Linked DNA regions of Homo sapiens: region 1 is linked to region 2. Evidence: chromatin contacts called from ENCODE Hi-C or POLR2A ChIA-PET data. All regions are on one chromosome and are shown on one strand. The core of a region is the stretch at or near the end of the contact, and the rest is flanking DNA. Distances in the headings are between cores, read along the strand shown. Region 1 holds the start of SLC33A1 (solute carrier family 33 member 1). Region 2 holds the start of GPR171 (G protein-coupled receptor 171).

What was found. A loop is a pair of places that touch in the nucleus more often than their neighbours do. ChIA-PET counts read pairs that join two places held with the same protein, here RNA polymerase II (POLR2A). Pooled maps may share reads with other maps.
Region 1: a loop to region 2 is called in a map of naive thymus-derived CD4-positive, alpha-beta T cell, with 20 times the contacts of the local background. The contact joins the promoter of SLC33A1 here to the promoter of GPR171 in region 2. A Hi-C loop is called at or near these places in 1 of 168 maps with a recorded cell type or tissue (naive thymus-derived CD4-positive, alpha-beta T cell) and 5 of 50 pooled maps. POLR2A ChIA-PET finds 5 or more read pairs at or near these places in 1 of 52 experiments (PC-9).

What each region holds. Positions count from the first base shown.
Region 1 is chr3:155,852,822-155,859,472 of GRCh38, reverse strand. SLC33A1 (solute carrier family 33 member 1) reads left to right here and starts at 5,046. Exons shown (of 6, transcript NM_004733.4): 1 at 5,046-6,250. The coding sequence starts at 5,476. LOC105374174 (a long non-coding RNA gene) reads right to left here and starts at 4,720. Exons shown (of 3, transcript XR_924607.4): 1 at 4,395-4,720; 2 at 1,141-1,221. RefSeq lists enhancers at 1,396-1,495, 4,459-5,018, 5,389-5,458.
Region 2 is chr3:151,199,708-151,206,609 of GRCh38, reverse strand. GPR171 (G protein-coupled receptor 171) reads left to right here and starts at 3,394. Exons shown (of 3, transcript NM_013308.4): 1 at 3,394-3,506; 2 at 5,613-5,701. All of the region lies in intron 16 of MED12L (mediator complex subunit 12L), which reads right to left.

The sequences.
Region 1 (6,651 bases), core at 3,797-6,296, 4.7 Mb before region 2:
AGGTGGAGGAGGTGCAGTGAGCCAAGATCACGCCACTGTACTCCAGCCTGGGTGACAGAGCAAGACCCCATCTCAAAAAAATAAAAATAAAAATAATTCTCCTGCCTCAGCCTCCTAAGTATCTGAGTTTACAGGCATGCGCCACCATGCCCAGCTAATTTTGTATTTTTAGTAGAGATGGGGTTTCACCATGTTAGCCAGGCTGGTCTCAAACTCCTGACCTCAGGTGATCCACCCACCTCACCCTCCCAAAATGCTGGAATTACGGGCGTGAGCCACCATGCCCGGCCTGTTTTGAGGTTTTTGTTGTTGTTTTTGTTCTCATTTTCCTTTATGGAGAATTTTAAATATGTACAAAATAAACAGAATGGTCTCATATGAACCCTTAGTGTACCTATCACCAAGCTTCAATAGTCTTTGATAATCTGCCATTTTAAATTCAAGCCTCCATGACCACCAATCCCCATGCAAATAGTTTGTTTGTTTGTTTGTTTGAGACGGAGTCTCGCTCTGTCGCCCAGGCTGGAGTGCAGTGGCGGGATCTCAGCTCACTGCAAGCTCCGCCTCCCGGGTTCACGCCATTCTCCTGCCTCAGCCTCCCAAGTAGCTGGGACTACAGGCGCCCGCCACTACGCCCGGCTAATTTTTTGTATTTTTAGTAGAGACGGGGTTTCACCGTTTTAGCCGGGATGGTCTCGATCTCCTGACCTCGTGATCCGCCCGCCTCGGCCTCCCAAAGTGCTGGGATTACAGGCGTGAGCCACCGCCCGGCCATAGTTTTTTTATAGTTGTTTGTTTGTTTTTTGAGATAAAACTCTTATGTATTTTGAAATGCAGAAATTTTAACTGTGCAATTTCAATTTGTTTTTGAAGGACCTAGTTTGGAAGTTTCTAAGAACATAGAGTAAAAAGAAAAAGGAAAGTTATGAGAAAAAGCTTAAGGGGTAATTCCAGTAAACAAAATATAAGTTTACTAGGACTTTTAGGGGGAATTAATGAAGAGGAAAAAATGAAAAAGCAAAGATATTATTAAGGAAAATTTCTCTAAAATCAAGAAAGATTTGAAACTTTGTTAAAAAAGACCTAATAAATGTTGAACAAGATTAATAGAAAAACATATATGTATTATACAATACATACCTTCATACATCCTGGTGAAAATTCTGAACTTCAAGGATAAAGCGAATTTTCACAAGCTTTCAACTGGAAAACACAGGATACCTATAAAGGGACAAGGAAAAAAAAAAAAAGCAAGAAAGGATCATGGCGACCACCAGAAGGGTTTTATATTTGGCAGTTTCACCAGCTTCCCCAAAACACATCAATCAGGGAACACCAGTATTCCAAAAGAAAGGGGAAATGATATTAACTGAAGTGAGTTAGGGGAGTTGAAAATGCAAAAAAAACAAAAACAAAAAACAAAAACAGCTATTCATGACAGTATGGGCTGAAGGTCCCATGCGGTATCAGTTTTGTTTTCATAGTGATAGTGACATTTGTTCCACATTTGCTGAGGGACACTGAGGGCCTGGTGGGGGTGGTGTTCCCAGGTTTGTAGAGAAATGTCTTAGTTTGTGTTGGAAAGATACTACCACTAAGTCTTCTAAGAAGACAACAGCAATTTGGGCATGGCTTAGCAACGAATACTTGTCTCTACTCTTTATTTAGCATTAGCAGGGGTGGCTCACCTTGGGGCTGGAGGATTCTCTTCTCACTGTGTTGCCCAGACTGGAGTGCAGTGGCACAGTCTTGGCTCACTGCAACCACCACCTCCCAGGTTCAAGCGATTCTCCTACCTCAGCCTCCCAAGTAGGTGGGATTACAGGCATTCACCACCACACCCAGATAATTTTTGTATTTTTAGTAGAGACAGGGTTTTACCATCTTGGCCACACTGGTCTTGAACTCCTGACCTCAAGTGATCCACCTGCCTTGGCCTCCCAAAGTGTTGAGATTACAGGCATAAGCCATTGCCCCTGGCCCACCTTATCACTTTAATAATGCATACACATTGAATTGGGGTAACATGAAAAACACTTTTCCTGATATTTGCCTCCAGTCATTTTTCCTATTGTTTGTAACTCTTGCCTGCATAGATCTAAAGATTTAACATTTGATAGGAAGATAATTGAACCACTAAAGGGGAATCATTCTTATATGTAGGGAGAAATCAATTATTTCCAAGAAGATTCCTTATTTAAAAACTGATGTGGCGGGACACGGTAGCACACACCTGTAGTCCCAGCTACTCAGGAGGCTGAGGCAGGAGAATCACTTGAACCCGGGAGGTGGAGGTTGCAGTGAGCCGAGATCACACTGTTGCACTCCAGCCTGGGCGACAGAGCGAAACTCCATCTCAAAAAAGAAAAAAAAAAAATGAAAAAAACTCAAAACTGATTTGGTATCTATACAATGGACTAATACTCTGTGATTTAAAAGAAAGACGGACATACATTGATACTGATATATTACCATCTTAAATGGATCTCAAGGACATTTTGGTGGATGAAAAAAAAAGTTGATCCCCAAAGTTGCATACTATATGATTCCACTTTTATAATATTCTTGAAAGGACGTAAGTATAGCCGTGGAGAACAAATTAGTGATTGCCAAAGAACAGGGAGGAGGACAGTGGACTGGTGCAACTATTAATATGTAGTACTATAAGGGATAGCACTATGAAAGGGTAACACAGGACACACACACACACACACAAGCTAGTGCATGTAAAAACTGGTGAAATTGGAATAAAGCCTGTGGTCTGGTTAACAATATTTTACAGATGTCAGTTTCCTGGTTTTAATATTGTACTATAATCACGTAAGAGGCAATGATCAGAGGAAGGTGGGTGAAGGGTATATGGGACTCTGCTATATTTGCAATTTCCTGTGAATCTATAATTATTTCAAATTAAAGAAGGGGAAAAAATCAAACACAAGACATACAAACTCATCAAGTATTTCCTTTTTTTTTGGAAAAAAAAAAAACACCTACTGATTGTGAATGGCTTTATTGGCTGCTTCCTTTAACTCCCACAACTCTCTGAAATAGATGTTATGAACTCTATTTTAATTTTCATCAAAATGGAGGCTTAGGTTAAGTAATCTGTCCAAGGCACAACTACTGTTAGAGCCAGGGTTTGAATCCAGCACAATATAAATCCCACTCATGGTTGTTTTGGTTTAATCTTGATTGGACTTAAATGACACCGTTCTTTTCTTTAACACCCAGACTGGAGTGCAATGGCATGATCTCGGCTCACTGCAACCTCCGCCTCCCGGGTTCAAACGATTCTCCAGCCCCAGCCTCCCGAGTATCTGGGACTACAGGCATGAGCCACCACACCCAGCTGATTTTTGTATTTTTAGTAGAGACAGGGTTTCACCATATTGGCCAGGCTTGTCTTGAACCCCTGACCTCAAGTGATCTGCCCGCCTCAGCCTCTCAAAGTGTTGGGATTACAGGTGTGAGCCACCGCGCCCGGCCAACACTGTTCTTTTCTGCAATCTATTCTTCTACTTAACAAAGATTAGAGGACTTTACAGTTGCCTTTTTTTTTTTTTTCCAGACGGAGTCTCACTCTGTCGCCAGGTTGGATTGCAGTGGCACGATCCCGGTTCACTGCAACCTCCGCCTCCCAGGTTCAAGCGAGTCTCCTGTCTCAGCCTCCCAAGTAGCTGGGGCTACAGGCGCGCGCCACCAGGCCGAGCTAATTTTTTGTATTTTTAGTAGAGACGGGGTTTCACCGTGTTGGCCAGGATGGTCTCAATCTCTTGACCTCGTGATCCACCCGCCTCGGCCTCCCAAAGTTCTGGGATTATAGGCGTGAGCCACTGTGCCTAGCCTGCCATTACGTTTGTAATCCCAGCACTTTGGGAGGCCGAGGCAGGCGGATCACGAGGTCAGGAGTTCGAGACCAGCCTGGCCAACATAGTGAAACCCCGTCTCTACTAAAAATACAAAAATTAGCCGGGCGTGGTGGCGCGTGCCTGTAGTCCCAGCTACTCGGGAGGCTGAGGCAGGAGAATCGCTTGAACCCGGGAGGTGGAGGCTGCAGCGAGCCGAGATGGCCCTACTGAACACCAGCCCAGGCGACAGTGTGAGATTCCTCTCAAAAGAAAAAAAAATAATAATCTTTCTGCCAGAGGTGAGAGAGCAGAAAAAAAATTAATCAGATTCTCAAATTCCTGTACGTCTCTTAGTAGAGACGGGTTTCTCCTTGTTGGTCAGGCTGATCTTGAACTCCCAATCTCAGGTGATCCGCCCGCCTCGGCCTTCCAAAGTGCTGGGATTACAGGCGTGAGCCACCGCGCCCGGCCACAAGACGTTTTATTGCAACATAAAAACAGGATGTAACGAGTCTTCCAATCACCAATGTAATTAGAGTTGGTTACCAAGTTTCCCCACGCGTCTTCCACCATGAGGGAGAAACGGACTGCAGACAAACCTAGCACCCCTTGAGCAGTTTAATTCGTACTATAAATATGTAGGCACCGTAAGGACGCGATTCTCCAGTTTGCCAGGCCTTTTTCTATCCTTTTGGGGGCACAAGGCGACCTTGCCTCCTGATTCAAAAACTTCGTAAACGTCAATCCTTCTACCCTTTTCTGGTCAGCCCACGAAAGCAGCAGCATGGCACAACTCCCAGCCTAGAGTTCGGGCACTGCCTGTCGTCAGCATAACGAAGAAACCTACACCCACGAAGACTTCAGACCCCACGTGATTACATCACTCAACCACCAGCGCTGGCCTGGAGGAACCCGCTGTCACGTGACCGCTCGTGCCCAATGACCGAGGCCCACGCTTTCCAGACCGCCACAGTCGCTGTCACAGGGCCTGAGTTTGGGCGGCGCCCCGCCCCGGCCGCACGGTGCGCCGGCGTTAATCCTCCCCGAAGGTTCCGGCAGCCAAGATTGCAGGTTCCCACCAAGCATTGTTTCCGAACTGGGCCACGAGAGCGTGTCCCTGATTGGCTTGCTCTGGAGGCTGGGAAGGGACCTGTTAGAGACTGGGACCACTTCCTGAAGCGCGAGGCAGGAAGTTATATGCTTTTTCTGGAGTCCTGTAGAGAAAGTGCTCTCTGCCGCATTGATAGCAGCGAGAGCTGGAGGTGTTGGGTCGGGAGACCAGCCGTTCGATCCCGCCGCAGGTAGGAGCTGGTTTCCATCCTGGCACCACGGCACACACCTCCAGCCTCGAGCCCGGCGCTGCTGCCCGGGGGTCTCCTTCAGGCTCTTTGACGCCGTTCCAGGGGGCACCTATCCAGGCATCCTCTGGGCCTCTAGCCAGAGGACTGGCTCCCGGCTTCAGCACTCCGGGCTGCAGTAAGAAGTGCCCTTATCGCTCTGAGCCCTGCCACCATCCCGTGAACCACCGAAACCCTGGTCCAGCGCGACAGCCTTGGACCTGGGACTGGACGGATCCAAAACGCTCAGCCTCGGCCCCCCACAGACGGGGCTCTGCATCGTCTCTGATATGTCACCCACCATCTCCCACAAGGACAGCAGCCGGCAACGGCGGCCAGGGAATTTCAGTCACTCTCTGGATATGAAGAGCGGTCCCCTGCCGCCAGGCGGTTGGGATGACAGTCATTTGGACTCAGCGGGCCGGGAAGGGGACAGAGAAGCTCTTCTGGGGGATACCGGCACTGGCGACTTCTTAAAAGCCCCACAGAGCTTCCGGGCCGAACTAAGCAGCATTTTGCTACTACTCTTTCTTTACGTGCTTCAGGGTATTCCCCTGGGCTTGGCGGGAAGCATCCCACTCATTTTGCAAAGCAAAAATGTTAGCTATACAGACCAAGCTTTCTTCAGTTTTGTCTTTTGGCCCTTCAGTCTCAAATTACTCTGGGCCCCGTTGGTTGATGCGGTCTACGTTAAGAACTTCGGTCGTCGCAAATCTTGGCTTGTCCCGACACAGTATATACTAGGACTCTTCATGATCTATTTATCCACTCAGGTGGACCGTTTGCTTGGGAATACCGATGACAGAACACCCGACGTGATTGCTCTCACTGTGGCGTTCTTTTTGTTTGAATTCTTGGCCGCCACTCAGGACATTGCCGTCGATGGTTGGGCGTTAACTATGTTATCCAGGGAAAATGTGGGTTATGCTTCTACTTGCAATTCGGTGGGCCAAACAGCGGGTTACTTTTTGGGCAATGTTTTGTTTTTGGCCCTTGAATCTGCCGACTTTTGTAACAAATATTTGCGGTTTCAGCCTCAACCCAGAGGAATCGTTACTCTTTCAGGTAGTGTATTTAAGCTATTATGGTGTTAGGTTTATTTATCCTTTTGAAAGAGTGTGTGACGTTGGAGGGAAGCTCATTAATTTACTGGAAATCATTGTATGGGAGATAACTCAAGGTAAGTTTTCTGTTTCGTCCAAATGAGCTTCTTTGAAATATTAAAGCCAAAATGAATGATATTAGAGCAATCAAATGATCACTATGCGGTTAACAGGGAGAGGCAACCCATCAAATAACACAACCGAGTCCAGGGATTCATGCCACTTGCTTAATACACAAATGCACACTTTTAAAAAGTGTGGCTCATATGGTTCACATTTTTCCTTTTGTCTTGTTGGTTTTAGGTTTCTAGCTCTATACTTTCTAATCCATTTCTACCCCTACCGTTGTACCCAGAATCCAGC
Region 2 (6,902 bases), core at 2,145-4,644:
GACCATAAACAAACAAATGGGGGAAAAAAAGCATGAAATTCAGTGACTAAAAAGAAACGAGATAATCTTTAAAAGTTCTTTATTATAAATTTCCCCTCCATAAATTATCTTTTAACCATGGACCAAATAGCAGTCACACCTCACAACCAAAAGGTAAAATGAAATGTTGACGCAATAACATCAACAAAAAGGCAGACAACCAAAAGGACTGTCAAGGGGAAATGACAGGGTAATGTACCCAGCCATTCTTTTAACTGAGTTCACATTCCAAGAATGTGAAAAAAACAAATTTGCCTTCAAATCATTTCCAAACATGTATTCTCCATTTCAGTAAAGAAAAAAAAACAAGGCAGAATTTAAATAATACAGAAACAGTAACATGGAAACCATACGTCTACATTTCACTTTAAAACTACACTGCTTAATCACATCAGTCACTCTCAGATTTAAAGCTACCAATCTCAGAGCACAGAAAAAAATCTTTGGGCTAACGCAGGTGGGAAAGAATATTATGTGCAAAAAAAAAAAAAAAAAAAAATTATTTTCTTTCAAAACATAACCCTGAAGCACAACGGCTATAGAGAGAGGGCTGAACTGGAGTTGCACAGGCTGTGGCAGAAGTGACTGATCATAAAAATCTTCCATTTGTAAATTATTTTGATGTAAGAGCGTCCCAAATTCACATTCCAGAGGCTGAAAACTCCATGAGGAAGGCAAGAACAGTGGTACACTGTTCTACCACCCAATGGCATGCAAATTCAAATGGTTACAAATACTAAATGGGAAGGGGGACCGGATTGACCTGATGGCCTCCATTGTAATCACTGTCCCCAGCAATTTCATTGTAAGAAGCATAACTAAGAGCTGGGACGCTAGGGTCTAACTGTGCAGGCTTGAGTGGGCCTTAATTTCTCTGCACCACAGTTTCCCCATCTGTAAGAGGCAGAATCTCCTGTATCTCATGGCTTGTTTTAACAAAAACAAGTCCTCAGACCTGTGCCCGGCTGTGGCAGTGACCACCGACCCCAACATTTGCTTTCCCCTTCCTCATTAGTTCCAAATGGCTTCCATGCTATGCCGAAAAAGCACATTTTAAAAACGCTAAATATTCAAAGCAAGTATTTCTACTGAAATACCGTTGTTTGGTATTTGTGTTCAATAAAATCAAAAGCACGTTTTGTATGGATAGGAGAGTTGACCACAGAAAATATTTTCTTTCTCAATTCATAACTTGGTGGACAATTTAGCTTTAATTTTTATTTTACACATACAAAATATCCATGAAATATTCATAAGTAATGAATAGATTATTTCTTTAACAAAAAGTACTGCCATGACCAAGGTAAGGGAAAAATAACTTCACCTCACTTCTTCCCGCTTGGGTGTGTATTAGTGATGACATGCAACTTCCCGGAACACTAAGTACAGTCACAAACACTTGTCCTCAGTGAAACAGATAGAAAAAAGTGGCTTATAGAAAATCAAATGAAACTAGTATTAAAAAATGAAAACTACATGTATTTCCACTGTGAATAAACTTCCACACAAAGCCAGGTTGCCTAAGCTCATTCTCAGAAGGAGGAATATGATTCATCTATTAAAAGATTAATTCTCACTATTCTAAAAATTAAATAGAACTCTGAGAACAAGGGCACTTCAGTGCTTTCACATTTGGCAATCCAGACACAGAAACTGTGGTCTGGGTAGATTTTTAAGTACAATTGTTTGTACTTTTCAATTGTGTCTACAACCTTAAAGTGAACCGAGGAAGTAAACATATAAAGAGACCTAACTAAAAAAAGCAAAACAGAAACTGTCAAAAATCTTTCATCCCAGTTTTTCTCCATGCCATGGTAAAATCATTCACCACTGTTTGCAGTCAACTCCACTCATCTCTAAATTCTCTCCCTTTCATCTCCTCTACCCTCCAGTGGATGTAAACCCTGATCACTTCTCACTTACTTGTCTGCAAATATATCTTTTCTACAAGTATGTTCTTCAGTGAGTCCTGTACAATGTTGAAGCATACATATCTTAAAAGAAAGATCCTTTCCTAGCACTATGATGATGAAGTTCACAGTGGTTCTTAACATAAAATGTTTGAGAAACATTTGCTTTTTCCCTCCTAGTTTATAATTTATGGTCTTCACTGGCAAAAATAATAATTATATGAATTTGGGAGAATGTCAGAATACCTGAGACGTGACCAATATCATCATAAGCATCTTTACATTTTTTTCAAAAGTCTCCTTAGACTTTCCCTAAATTCTCCCTAGCTAGATACTTCTCATTTCATCTTTTGAGACATTTTTCTTTTTAAAAACTAATACCAAGAGATTAATTTTAGATCCTGGAAAGGTATCTTCTTTTTTCTTATCCAGAAAACTGACCAAGTATTATTAAAAGAAACCAAAGCACCTACCAAGCCAATGAAGCATTAGAAGAAACCAGACCCTAAATAACCAGGCAATGGCTTTGCATTAACACATCAACTTTGAACCAGAAAATTCAGAACTCTTGAAAATATGTTTGTTAGGTCCCCCAGCATGCTAGGCTTCTTTCAAACATTCAGTTAGTTCTGCCACAGACACAATGAACATTTAACCAAACAACTTAAATACACACTGTAGGGTTCCTTTACACACAATCTATTAATTACTAAATACTATTCCAATTCATCAGGCTGTTTGAGTCAAACAGACAAATACTTATTACAAGTCTAATCTCATAAATTGAATATATAATATATTCTTCAATGAAAAATTATAAACTATAAAATAGTATGAATAACATCTAAGTGGAAATACATAAGCATAGAAAAAATTTAAAACTTATGTACCAAAAATATTAACAGTAATTATCTCTCTGCATAATGATGTTCCTTTTTTATTTCTATTTCCAGATTTTTCTATAATGAACATAAAATAAGATAAATAAAATGTATACATTAGCTGACTCTGTAAAACACATCTTTTTGTTTACTTCTTTTTTTAATAATAGGTGTCTCAGCAGGAATAAAAACTGCAACTATTTTTTAAATTTTAACTTTGAAATGCTGTGTTACTATATATACTGAAAAAATATTTGCTTAAACACCTTATATCTTTAATTATTAATCCCCATCAAGGCATGAAGAGTGATATTCTTTGAAATCATTATGACACAAAACATACCTTGGATACTTTAAAAAAAAAAAAAGGCTAGGTACTAAATGAAGATCTTTTCTCTAAAAAATATGACAAATAAATTGCTTAAGAAAGCATACATGAAATTGTATACATTAAAAAAACTTCTTTAGGAGACTTTCATAAAGTTAAACTACTTGCAAACCACAGTTTCATCTACGTCAATATGCAACATTTTAAAACCACACAAAAAGGAAAGGAAATTTTTAGTAAAGCCAGCAGCCTGCAATGGGGTTGCTACTGCTGCGGCTAACCAAACAGCTCATGCTTCTCTGAAGACTTGCAGCAAGGCTTGCTGAGGCTCACAGAAGATAGCCCCAGGTATGTCTTTTTAAACACTTAATATATTCAAATGCTTTTCCGTGGAAAACAAAATTGTGATTTTTCAGTATTTAAGGCTTATAAGTAGAAAAAGCCAAGCTGTATAAAAAAAAAGCATCAATTTTTAAACTCTAAATAGGTCCTAGCTGTGAATGACACTATAATTTTCTTATATCTGATGAACCCATTCATCTGTCTCCAAAAGACAGGATAATTGACACCAGACTGAATACCTGAGCGAGCATAACTATTCAGTAACTCAATCTTATAACTGGGTGGATAGAGGCCATGTTGTAGATCTTCACAACAGGGAACAACAGGCCTTAAGATGACTTTCCTCTACAAACATTACAATAGGTGATTTCAAGAAGATTCCACTGTGATTCCCATAGAAAATCTAATAAGCTTTTATTTTGTTTTTGTTTTGTTTTGTTTTTGAGGAGTCTCGCTTTTTCACCCAGGCTGGAGTGCAGTGGTGCGATCTCAGCTCACTTCAACCTCCACATCCCGGGTTCAAACAATTCTCCTGCCTCAGCCTCCCGAGTAGCTGGGATTACAGGTGCCCGCCACCGCGTTGGCTAATTTTTGTATTTTTAGTAGAGACAGGATTTCACCATGTTGGCCAGGCTGGTCTCGAACTCTTGACCTCAAGTGATCCACCCGCCTCAGCCTCCCAAAGTGCTGGGATTACAGGCGTGAGCCACTGTGCCCAGCCAGTTTATTTATTTTCTAAGCAATGGGCACTCTATCCAAACTACAGAGACAGTTAAAATCTTGTATTGTTGTTGCTGCACTACTTCTGAGTATCTCACATTTTCACTGGTAAGTAACTGTCTGGTAAAATATTTATTAAGCACTTAGTTCTCAAACTTGTGACACAGAACACAGGATGTTATTATACAATATTTTAACCTCTAATTTACATAAGCAAAAATTTTAAATAAACAGATTTGTTTCTCACTGCAATTTAGACAAAAGTTCACAAACACAAATGTGAGAAATGTGAGATGCTCCATGATTCTTGAGAATTACTGAATGATTATTCATTTCAGATAAATTATTCATGTACGGTATATATCGTCAGTTCTAGCTACAGAGAAAATTAATCAAAATAAATTACTCTAATTCTTCTCTTTACCATATACGTCTCATTGATACAACAGACTTATTTTATAGTTGTGCAAGCAATGGAGCACTTAAAGAAACACATTATGTTACCATTATTATGTAATATTTGAAATAGAAGTGCGTAAGCCAAAATCCTAGGGCCTTAGAAAGTAACAATAAGCAAAGATGTGACACTATATCAATGCACACGAATACTAGTTTTTCACATAAAGAAGAAAAGTATGTTCAAAATTCCAAGGTACAAATGGTAACTATCCAAATTCATGGTCGCCAAGGACATCGGTAAAGCCTGGAGTAGCTTTCAGATGTGAGGAGCTTCCTTAAAGCTCTGGAATAAGCAGGATTCAGGAATAGTAAGGATAAATGCAGAGCGCTTAGAAGATGACCAATAAGAACAGATCTTAGTCCTGCCTGAACATGCTGTGAAAGCTTGAGGAACACACCAGTGCCAGCCCTCAATCTCCTCAACTGACTTGGGGATTAGACTACAGGCTATCGATAAAGTTTCCATCCATCCTTAAAATCCTATGACTCCAAAATTTCTATCACATGCAAAAGTATAAAGGCAGGAAGGAACTGTACACAGAATAATAGAGACCCCACCAATCCCAATCTTAATCTGGGATGTAAGTAGAGATGGTAGAGAGAAACTAGGTTATGGAAGCTTTGAGAGCAAAGTTGGTTTAAACTTATTGGATGGGCCTAGGTTTTGTTTTTAAATGTGCGTGTGAGAGAGAGAGAGAGAGAGAGAGTGTGTGCACGTGGTTGTATGCATAGAACAGCAAAATATACGAAAAGCCTAAACTTATATTCTTAGTATTTTGGTAAAAAGTTAAAAATAGTTTATTTCAGCTTTATTACATAAAAATTGTTTAGAACATAGTTCCTGCCCACACAGTAAGCCCTTAGTAAAGACTGGCAGATATAATAATAATCATTATCATTTCTATCATCATCTTACTATTGTTACTGAGGCAGTGTTTTGGAGTGGTTTTGAATGTGATTCTGAGATCAGACTGACTGAGCTGGAATCCTGGCTTTATATCTTACCAGCTACACAACCTTGGGTAAGTAACCCCATTATGCCTCAATTTCCTCATCTGTAAAGCAGGGACAATAACAACACCTAGCTTATGGAAATGATAAGAAGTTAAATAAGTACATGTAAAGTATTTGGCATAGTGCCAGATACAAACCAACTGCTTAATTATTTTCATCGAGTTTGGTAAAGAATGACATTATTCATGGACTCTAACGTGCTAACTCAGGTAGGGAAAGAGAAAGGGCATGTAGCCTTTAAGCAGCACTTGAATTTAGAAAGCTTTGTGTACATCTGCCTTATTCATCTGTTTGCATACATTGTTTCATTACAAATGCACACAAAGGATCATTAATTAATTGGGGAAATTAAAATTTAGAAAGATGTCAGAAGTTTTATTCTCTTATTAAAAGGCACTTACAGAGTAGCTGATCTGGCCTTCAATGTTGGTCACTATAACTTATATTTGCTTCTTTTAAAAAGGTTGTATTATAATATAAAATGTTTCCTTGCTAAAATACAAAAATAATCTTCAGGTCTTTAAAACAAAAGAACACTGTTTAATGTGCAAAAGGGGGACCCACACCAACAGGCAGCACCAGAAAGATTACTAATGTACCCTTAGCTCTAAGCATGTGAGTTTGAATAGACCAGGTCAAAGGGAGCCCTATCAGTTTAACTTGAGCTTACAAACCCGCTCAATGTTCCAGATTTGGGAGGGACATGACAAGACTTCATTGTCATTATCAGTGGTGATCACAGTAGTTCTAAGGGTATGTCTTATGCTTCTGGGCTTTTAACTGCTTCAAAACCCACAATGAAAGAAAAAAAAAGCGACTCAAGTGTTGAAGTCAGATGTTTTGATACTAATATAAATAAATCTTTCTCCAAGGATTTTGTAACCAATGAACATACATCCATGTTCTGGTAGTTGTGGGTTTTTTTGTTTGTTTTTTTGGTTTTTTTCTGTTTGTTTTTGAGACAGACTCTTGCGACCAGGCTGGAGATTTTCCATCAACTCCTTACTTCCCCTGTCAGCCTGGGTTCTCCCAGCCTTAGGAGCCACATGAATCTATGGAAAACAAAAAACTAAAACAAGAAAAAAACCAGAAGGCCTCATTGAAAGCTCTTCATGCTCAACCACAACCCTAGTTTCCTCTCTCTACTTCTCAGAATCTCGGTTCACTTATCTCCTCTGCAAACTAACTTCCAACCCAACTGGTAACAAG